Regions from separate parts of the Homo sapiens genome. Here region 1 is linked to region 2. A link is a contact called in ENCODE Hi-C or POLR2A ChIA-PET data. All regions are on one chromosome and are shown on one strand. The core of a region is the stretch at or near the end of the contact, and the rest is flanking DNA. Distances in the headings are between cores, read along the strand shown. Region 1 overlaps LOC105373228 (a long non-coding RNA gene). Region 2 overlaps GREM2 (gremlin 2, DAN family BMP antagonist).

Region 1 (4,028 bases), core at 203-2,702, 120 kb before region 2:
CAGATGCTACCACTGCATGGTTATTTTCTTCAACTTACTCTGTAGTCTCTCTTATAGAATTTGTAAGGTTTATGCTGTACACATTATGGGACAAAAGGTCTTTATCTCATGAAACAGGGCTAGGCAGTGAGAAACCCAACGAGAAGGGCAAAATTAAGATTTCCTACGGATGTCACCAGCAAAGTCATTATTATTGAAATTGAATAAATGAATGGAAAAAGCAAAACAAGCTCTGAGTTAGAAAAATAAATTACACATGGCCAAGCTCAGATTCATTCCTATTACCTACAATTAGAATTTTTAAAAATTGAGCCTTCCCTTTGAATTTCCAAAATTAGTAGGAAGGGGGAAGTGAAAAGGCCATTAAAGGAAAAAAGGAAGAGATCAGAGTTTTGAAGAGACCATCAACAGATGTTGTTTCAGAAATTGGATTTGGAATGAGTCCAAAAGGACTATTTCTAAGACAAGAGCTAAGTAGACCATGGGTGAATTTCATCTGATGCATTTCATCTGAGCATTGATACTGGAAGACACATTAGAGAGGGCATCTGGAAGTTAGCTTACCAAAAGGAAATAGGATCACTTAAGGAGTCTAATAATGAGCAAAAATAAAGAGATTGAGCTATTGGAAGGAAGGCAGAATCATGTGATGGTTTCTTTAGAAAGTCTTGATCATCTTTAGATGTATATCTTAGAGACTCACTCCTAGAATCTTACACACCAGTAATTTTTTTTTTTTTTTTTTGAGATAGATTCTCACTCTGTCACCCAGGCTGAAGTGCGGTGGCGTGATCTGCAACCTCTGCCTCCCGGGTTGAAGCGGTTTCTGTGCCTCAGCCTCCCGAGTAGCTGGGATTACAGGCGTGCGCCGCCACGCCCAGCTAATTTTTCTGTATTTTTAGTAGAGATGGGGTTTCACCATGTTGGCAAGGTTGGTCTTGAACTCCTGACCTCAAGTCATCCACCCACCTCAGCTTCCCAAAGTGCTAGGATTACAGGTGTGAGCCACCATGCCCAGCCACACCAGTATTTCTTTACCCTCTATTTTGATCCAATGTTTATCCAGAAGTAGTTCAAGATTAAGAAGTAGTTCAAGTGAGCAGACAACTTGAATTCCATTGAGCCTAATCTATATTTATTTTCCCTCCATAGTTACAATATGGAAAACATAATCACGTAAGTGTAAAGGAAAGTATATTCTACGTCCTGAAAAATCACTGTGGTTCATTCACGCTGGGAAAGGTGGCCGCTTTTCTGACATGAATCCGTAGCTGCATTATCATGGGGGTTTCCTGGGTAAAGAGGAGGCTGCCGGTCTCTTGCTTCCCCCACTTTTCCATTTTTTCCTCTTTTGCAGCCAGCCATGGTCCCATGCTTGCTAGCAACAGAAAGTACAGCAGATGGCAGCAAGCAGCTGCTGCATTTTCCAAACCTTGGTCAGCAACTGTTTTCAAGCCAGCACAAGGCAGGTTGAATGGAGGCAAAGATGGATGTGGATTTGTTAAGAGTCCCCCGTCCTCCATCTCTTGTTCTGTCTCTACCTTTCTGCCCTGCCCAGTGATGAGCAAACACCTCATTTCACAGAAGCAGAGCAAACTGGAAACAAGAGGAGGAGACAAAAGCTGGGGCTTGGCGGGACACACTGAACTGGACTCAAGCCTGAAGTGACCTAGTCAGGCGTGGTATCGATGTCGTGGCAGATCTTCCTTGGCCTCCGTGGGCTGTTGAGCAATTTCTTGGACCCACATCTGTGAATGCTAATCCAACACCAAACAATATTTTGCAGAATTATTCCATCCACTTTGCAACTTCCAGCTTTGTAGGGGCTTCACGGGGGCTGCAGGTAGCAGGAAAGACCTGAGGGTGAACTGCGTTGTGCTGAGAGATAAGCCTGGATTTTACCAATTCAGGCTTGGCAGACCACATCAGAGCTGTCAAAAGGCTATGAACTGCTCTGAGCTCCTGCCTTTAAACTTGCCCTGTTTAGTTCAGCTCAGAAGCCTGGAATTTGTGAAGGTAAACAATTCTTATCCCATGGATAAACTGGATAATGCAATTTAAAATACAGACGTATATTCTTCAGACAAACGTAACCGCCCTGACATTAATGGGGCCATTTATCTATGTTGAAGTCAGTAAGCCATAAGCACTGTCAGTGATGTGGGGATTTGGGGATTTGATTAGTTTTGGGTTTCCAGTGGCTTAACAGGAACAGAGGGTGCGAGGTGAGGTAGCTGGTCTTATCTTCTTGAGTTATTAGATAACTTGTGTTCTTTCTCCTTTGTGCTAAAACCTAAAAGGTAAATTTGTTCTTTTGTGTTTTCCATAATTCAACAGATTGTTAACCTGGTTTATTTTTCATAACCAGCAAATTGTACCTATGCTGATCATTCAGTTTTGTGGTCAAATATTACAAAGCTGGGTTATGTAAGCTTATATTTTTCATGAAATCAGCCCTATAAGAAATTAGGATTACAGGTCCTAACACTTTTTTCTTTTTGAAACGGAGTCTCGCTTTGTCGCCCAGGCTGGAGTGCGGTGGTGGGATCTCAGCTCACTGCAAGCTCCGCCTCCTGGGTTCACACCATTCTCCTGCCTCAGCCTCCCAAGTAGCTGGGACTACAGGTGCCCGCCACCACGCCCGGCTAAAGTTTTATATTTTTAGTAGAGTTTCACTGTGTTAGCCAGGATGGTCTCGATCTCCTGACCTCGTGATCCGCCCGCCTCAGCCTCCCAAAGTGCTGGGATTACAGGTGTGAGCCTCCGTGCCCAGCCTACAGGTCCTAACACTTTAACTTCCAGAGTTCAAGATTATTAAAGTAACTTCAATACTGGACGGCATTTGTAAGCTTTACGTGCTCCCAGCTGGTTCGTTGACATGGAGTTCAGACTTGCATGCAATCACCCTTGACTATCTTTGGCTGTCCTTTCTCAGAAACAGGGCAATCATCTTAACAAAAACCTGGCCAATAGATTTCCAAATGTTGCGTTCATAGAAAGAACACTGGTTTTGAGAAAAACTTTCACATGTATTTTCTTTTCCCTTCTCTCTCTTTTTTTTTTTTTCAGACAGGGTCTCGCAGTGTTGCATAGGCTGGAGTTCAGCGGCATGCTCACGGCTCACTGCAGCCTTGACCTCTTGGGCTCAAGAGCTCAAGCAGTCCTCCCATCTCAGCCTCCCAAGTAGCTGGAACCACAGGCACATGCCACCACACCCAACTAATTTTTGTATTTTTAGTAGAGGCAGGGTTTCGCCATGTGTCTCAGGCTGGTCTCAAATTCCTGGGCTCAAGGGATCTGCCTACCTCAGCAACCCAAAACACTGGGTTTACAGGCATGAGCCGCCGTGCCCTGCCTCAAATGTATTTTCAAGTGGAGCAAAGTTAAGGGGCTCACAGTCACTTGAAGTTTTAGCAAAACTTGGGAGTAAGCGAGAATGTTCTCTTAAGCAACTGTTCTGCCTCATTGGTGGGATGAGCCATTTGGCTGCCTCTGGTTTCCCACTAGCAAACAGTAACTGATTGGGAAGATGAACAGGATTAGCTAAATGATTAATCTCCATCTGCTCTAATACATAAATTATGAAATCATACTCATCATACCAATTTTTGCCAATTCAAAATGTGAACCCATTGGCAAAAAAAAAAAAAAAAAAGGAAAAGAAAAATTTCCAGTCACCGAGAGATGTTCCACTGTAGTCTTTCAAAATGTTTTTAAAACAGTTTGAAAAATCTTACTTTCAAAGTTTGAATTTTATCCCAGTCCATTGTCCTCCTGCCCGACTGTTGACAAATCATCACCACAGGGGATCTGGTGAGAAAAACATGGGTGGCCCTAGGCTGGTATCTGGCCAAATCAAGTATACATTTGGCGAATATGGCCAGACTGTAGGCTACCTAGGTGGCTTTGTGGTCTCATGTGATCAAAGTCGGGGATAGATTAAGGAGACTAGATCTTTCTTTAGTAGATGGAATATAGCAATTCCAATTACTGACATCCTAAAAGCTTCTCTGGAGATGCAGAGCAAA
Region 2 (4,071 bases), core at 475-2,974:
TTACAAAGGCAGAGAGTAGAATGGTGGAAAACAACAACCACAACAACACAAAAACAACAACAACAAAAAACAGTAATCCTATTGCCTCCACATCTAACAGCCCAGCGACCCACCTTCAGCTTCTTGACCTTTGGGTTTATTGCTACATATCTACAAGGATTAATGAACTGCTCTCAAGAAAGGATAACTTTGAACTCTTGGATATTTTGTCTTTAATGAGTGATTTATGTAGTTCAATTATCCAGAAATATAGATTTGCTCACATAGATGTGTCTGAGCCTGATTTATTTTCATTGTGAATTTCCATAAACCTACAGGCTAAAATTGTAAAATATTTTATTCAGAAGAGACATACAAGTAACCATAAGTTATGATTTAAAAATCGCTAATACTGTAAACTAGGCAATTTACTCATTTGTGAATTAACCAAAACATCTTCAACTTGACACTAAGACTAACATCCCAAACTGTAATAATTTCCCAAAGAAATACGTTTCATGATATTTTTCAAGTTGAGGTTTTCAAGTTAAGACCCGAACTGTGTTCAGAAAACATGCATGTAAATTGTAGGCCCACCTCCCGTCATCAATCACTCTTACATGCATATGTAACTTTCATTCTTTTAATGTCCAAATGGTGAGAACCCAAACTGAACAAAGAAAAGCCCTTAATTCTCAAGAGTGGCACAACATATTTGTGTGTGTCGTTGTTGGAGAAAGTTATGTTTATAGTAAAGAAGAATCTAAATTAGGAACACACTAAGATTTCCTTTTTTTCCATTTTTTTTTTCCTTGTATGACACATGACAGAAGAAACATGTTTTTAATTTTAGGACTTTTTCTTTGTTGAAATAAGTTGCGACAACATCACTTTTATGGCCGACTCAATTCCATGTCAGTTTTCAGGAATGGAACTTCTATTTATTTTGATCTCGACGCTGCCAGCAATGGTTTTAAAGCTCAGTTAAAGAAAAGATCCTTGCTTTGCATGACTTGGTAAAGGAAAATATAAAGATCCAAGATTTATTTTGGCACCCACTGTAAGTAGAGACAAACAATAATTTGGAAAATTTGTGTAAATGTTACCAGTATGAATCTCATTGATCTGCTTTTTAAATAAGTAATGGTAAGAAACACCATGTAGCACTTGACTAAGAAATACACATCGGAAACAAAATAAAAAATCTTCCCAAGTAAGTTCTTATCATATACTGCTTTCTGCAGTATTAATTATGTGGTTGTTTTAAAAATAAAATACAGTAAACGAATGCAAAAGGAACTGGCAGAGCTTAATAAACCTCGACTCAGTTTAAACTCATTGAGTTTAATTTCATTCTAATTGGAGTATCTGAAATTTAAAGAATAAATTGTTTTAATTTCTGATATAGTGTCTGTCAGGCCCCAATATTTGGTTGTTTTTATTCCAAACAAAGAGTTAAGTTTAAAAGGTTTTAGTTTTCTGAATATTTTAATTAGAATTATGTTATCTGACTGCCCCCTCCCCCACTTCCCACTACAGTGCTAACTAGGTCAACCAGGGTTGTTTGGCAGCCTTTGGGATTATGGACTCCTTGTGTGGTTTCATGGTTTCTTAAAAAAAAAGTTTTGTAACGAAACGAAACCAAACCAAAGCTATGATTCTCAAGGGTTTGTGGCTTGATTGAAATCTGAACAGGAAATATGGACTGGTGATGCTAGTAACGTGACCAGCTGTCACAAAAACTTCCTCACACTCTAAGCGAAACCAGGAAGCTTCGTCAAGAGAGGGAAGGAAGATCCCCTTACAAGATTAGTAAGAGACTACATTTGAGAGGAAGGAGGTGGAGCAGCAAACCAAGGTGCAAAGAAAACATAGACAATTCTATTGCTGGCCCTAGTTCATGAAACTGAATTATCTATGAATTTAAATTCCTAGTTAAGCTTGTATGCTGTCTCCACGAATCAGCTGGTGTACATCACGGAGCTCACAGGTTTTCTTTATTGCCTGTATCCTCCAGAGAATTCATTTTCTACAAGGTATGTGGTTGTTTGCCATAGAAGAAAGTTGGAAAAAATATTTTTAAAGTTACTTTCACAGGACGCATAGCAATTTAATTCATCTTTCTTCTTATTTTGGGCACATTTCTTTTCTTTCTCGGGTTTTACCATTGATAACATTCTGTAATTTAACAAGTAAGATTTTGTTCTTCCCTCCCCCTCCATCTTTTTTTTTTTTTTTTCCAGCAGAGCACACAACACCAAAGCTCTGATGTTGTTCTTGATTCTCCTTCTATGTAAGCTTTGTTAAAAACTGAATCTTGTGCTGGGCACGGTGGCTCACGCCTGTAATCCCAGCACTTTGGGAGGCTGAGGTGGACAGATCACCTGAGGTCAGGAGTTTGAGACCAGCCTGGCCAACATGGTGAAACCCCGTCTCTACTATAAATACAGAAATTAGCTGGGCGTGGTGGTGCGCGCCTGTAATCCCGGCTATTCAGGAGACTGAGTCAGGAGAATCGCTTGAACCCGGGAGGCGGAGATTGCAGTGAGCCAAGATCGTGCCACCACACTCCAGCCTGAGCGACAGAGTGAGACTCAGTCTGAAAAAAAAATAAAATTAAAATTAAAATTAAAAAGTGAATCTTGCTACAGTGGTATTTGGAATGAACAACATATTGGTCATATAAATGCAGCAACACATTAAATGTAAGAGTTACCCTTACATAGTGACACCCCCACCCCCCAACCCAGTCTGCTTTACTTGCCTGATTCTTGAGAACTATTTGGCTTTGCAACTCTCATTCTAGAAATAAAAGGGACAAGACTTGGTGCTTTCAGCTGTGAAAGATAAAAGAGGAGGTAGAACCAACATTTACCCTGAGACTATACTACTAGCTAAGGCCGAGGGGTGAATACTATCACAGTTAAATAAAACAAAAAAGGAGGCACATCAAGGAACAGATTGTGGAGCTGGGTAGCAGCGCTAAGGATCAATTTTTTTATTTTTATTTTATTTTATTATTATTTTTTTTTTGGAGACAGAGTCTCACTCTTGTCACCAAGCTGGAATGCAGTGGTGCGATCTTGGCTCACTGCAGCCTCCGCCTCCCACGTTCAACCAATTCTCCTGCCTCAGCCTCCCGAGTACCTGGGAGTACAGGCGCACGCCAACACGCCCAGCTAATTTTTATATTTTTAGTAGAGATGGGGTTTCATCATGTTGGGTAGGATGGTCTAGATCTCTTGACCTCGTGATCCGCCTGCCTCGGCCTCCCAAAGTGCTGGGATTACAGGTGAGGCACCACTCCCGGCCCAAGATCAGAATATTATTTTAATTTTGGACTTGTCTGTCAATATATCTTGTTGCATTTTAGAGAACTCCTGTGTGTGTCCATATCTTGTTGACTACAGGCCATACTGATCACCAAGACTGTTCCAAAATCATCCACTCATTTTTGCCCTCTTCTTCCACACCCTCGACACCCCCACCTCCCCACCAGTAATTCCAGGTCCTACTTTGCTGAGTTCTAGGCTAATTACCAAGAGCTCCTTTAAGTTTACTTAACCCATCTGCAAATGCCTGATATTCCTCTTCTTTTCTGCAAACATTTCTCCTTACTTTTATTAATGGCCTCCTCCTTCTGTCCCTTCTTAGAGTAAAAGCACCTTCCTCTTCTACGACCTACACCCATGTCTCAGAACTTCATTGCATCACATAAATAAATAGGTGAGGTCATGTAAAAGCACATGTGCCACGTGAGAGAAGTTATTTTTATATTACTAGTAGGTTCTTTTCTAAGAACTTAGTTCTTAGATGATACCTTTTTGCATTATTGATGTTTTTCTTTCTTTTCTGAGGAGTGGGGAGATCGTTTTAAAATTGAATTCTATACAACAGAAAAGAAATTTTAAACCTATCTCAGGCTGGGTGCAGTGGCTCACTCCTGTAATCCCATCACTTTGGGAGGCCGAGGCGGGCAGATCACAAGGTCAGGAATTCGAGACCAGCCTGGCCAACATGGTGAAACCCTGTCTCTACTAAAATTCAAAAAAATTAGCCAGGTATGGTGGTGGGTGCCTGTAATCCCAGCTA

Evidence for each region. Hi-C counts contacts between places; a loop is a spot of excess contacts on that map. ChIA-PET counts read pairs that join two places held with the same protein, here RNA polymerase II (POLR2A). Pooled maps may share reads with other maps.
Region 1: a map with no recorded cell type shows a loop between it and region 2 (2.4-fold over the local background). The contact joins two enhancer-like sites. A Hi-C loop is called at or near these places in 1 of 37 single-sample maps with no recorded cell type and 4 of 50 pooled maps. POLR2A ChIA-PET finds 5 or more read pairs at or near these places in 3 of 52 experiments (AG04450, T-cell and WTC11).

What each region holds. Positions count from the first base shown.
Region 1 is chr1:240,689,660-240,693,687 of GRCh38, reverse strand. The region is part of intron 1 of LOC105373228 (a long non-coding RNA gene); the gene reads left to right. Among named protein-coding and RNA genes, the nearest start is that of GREM2, 80 kb to the right of the region's middle. RefSeq lists a silencer at 1,265-1,559. Within about 2 kb of position 1,452, at least 2 of the 41 ENCODE cell types and tissues checked have a DNase peak (open chromatin) inside an H3K27ac peak, as active enhancers do.
Region 2 is chr1:240,574,049-240,578,119 of GRCh38, reverse strand. The region is part of intron 1 of GREM2 (gremlin 2, DAN family BMP antagonist); the gene reads left to right. Among named protein-coding and RNA genes, the nearest start is that of GREM2, 36 kb to the left of the region's middle. Within about 2 kb of position 1,724, at least 3 of the 41 ENCODE cell types and tissues checked have a DNase peak (open chromatin) inside an H3K27ac peak, as active enhancers do.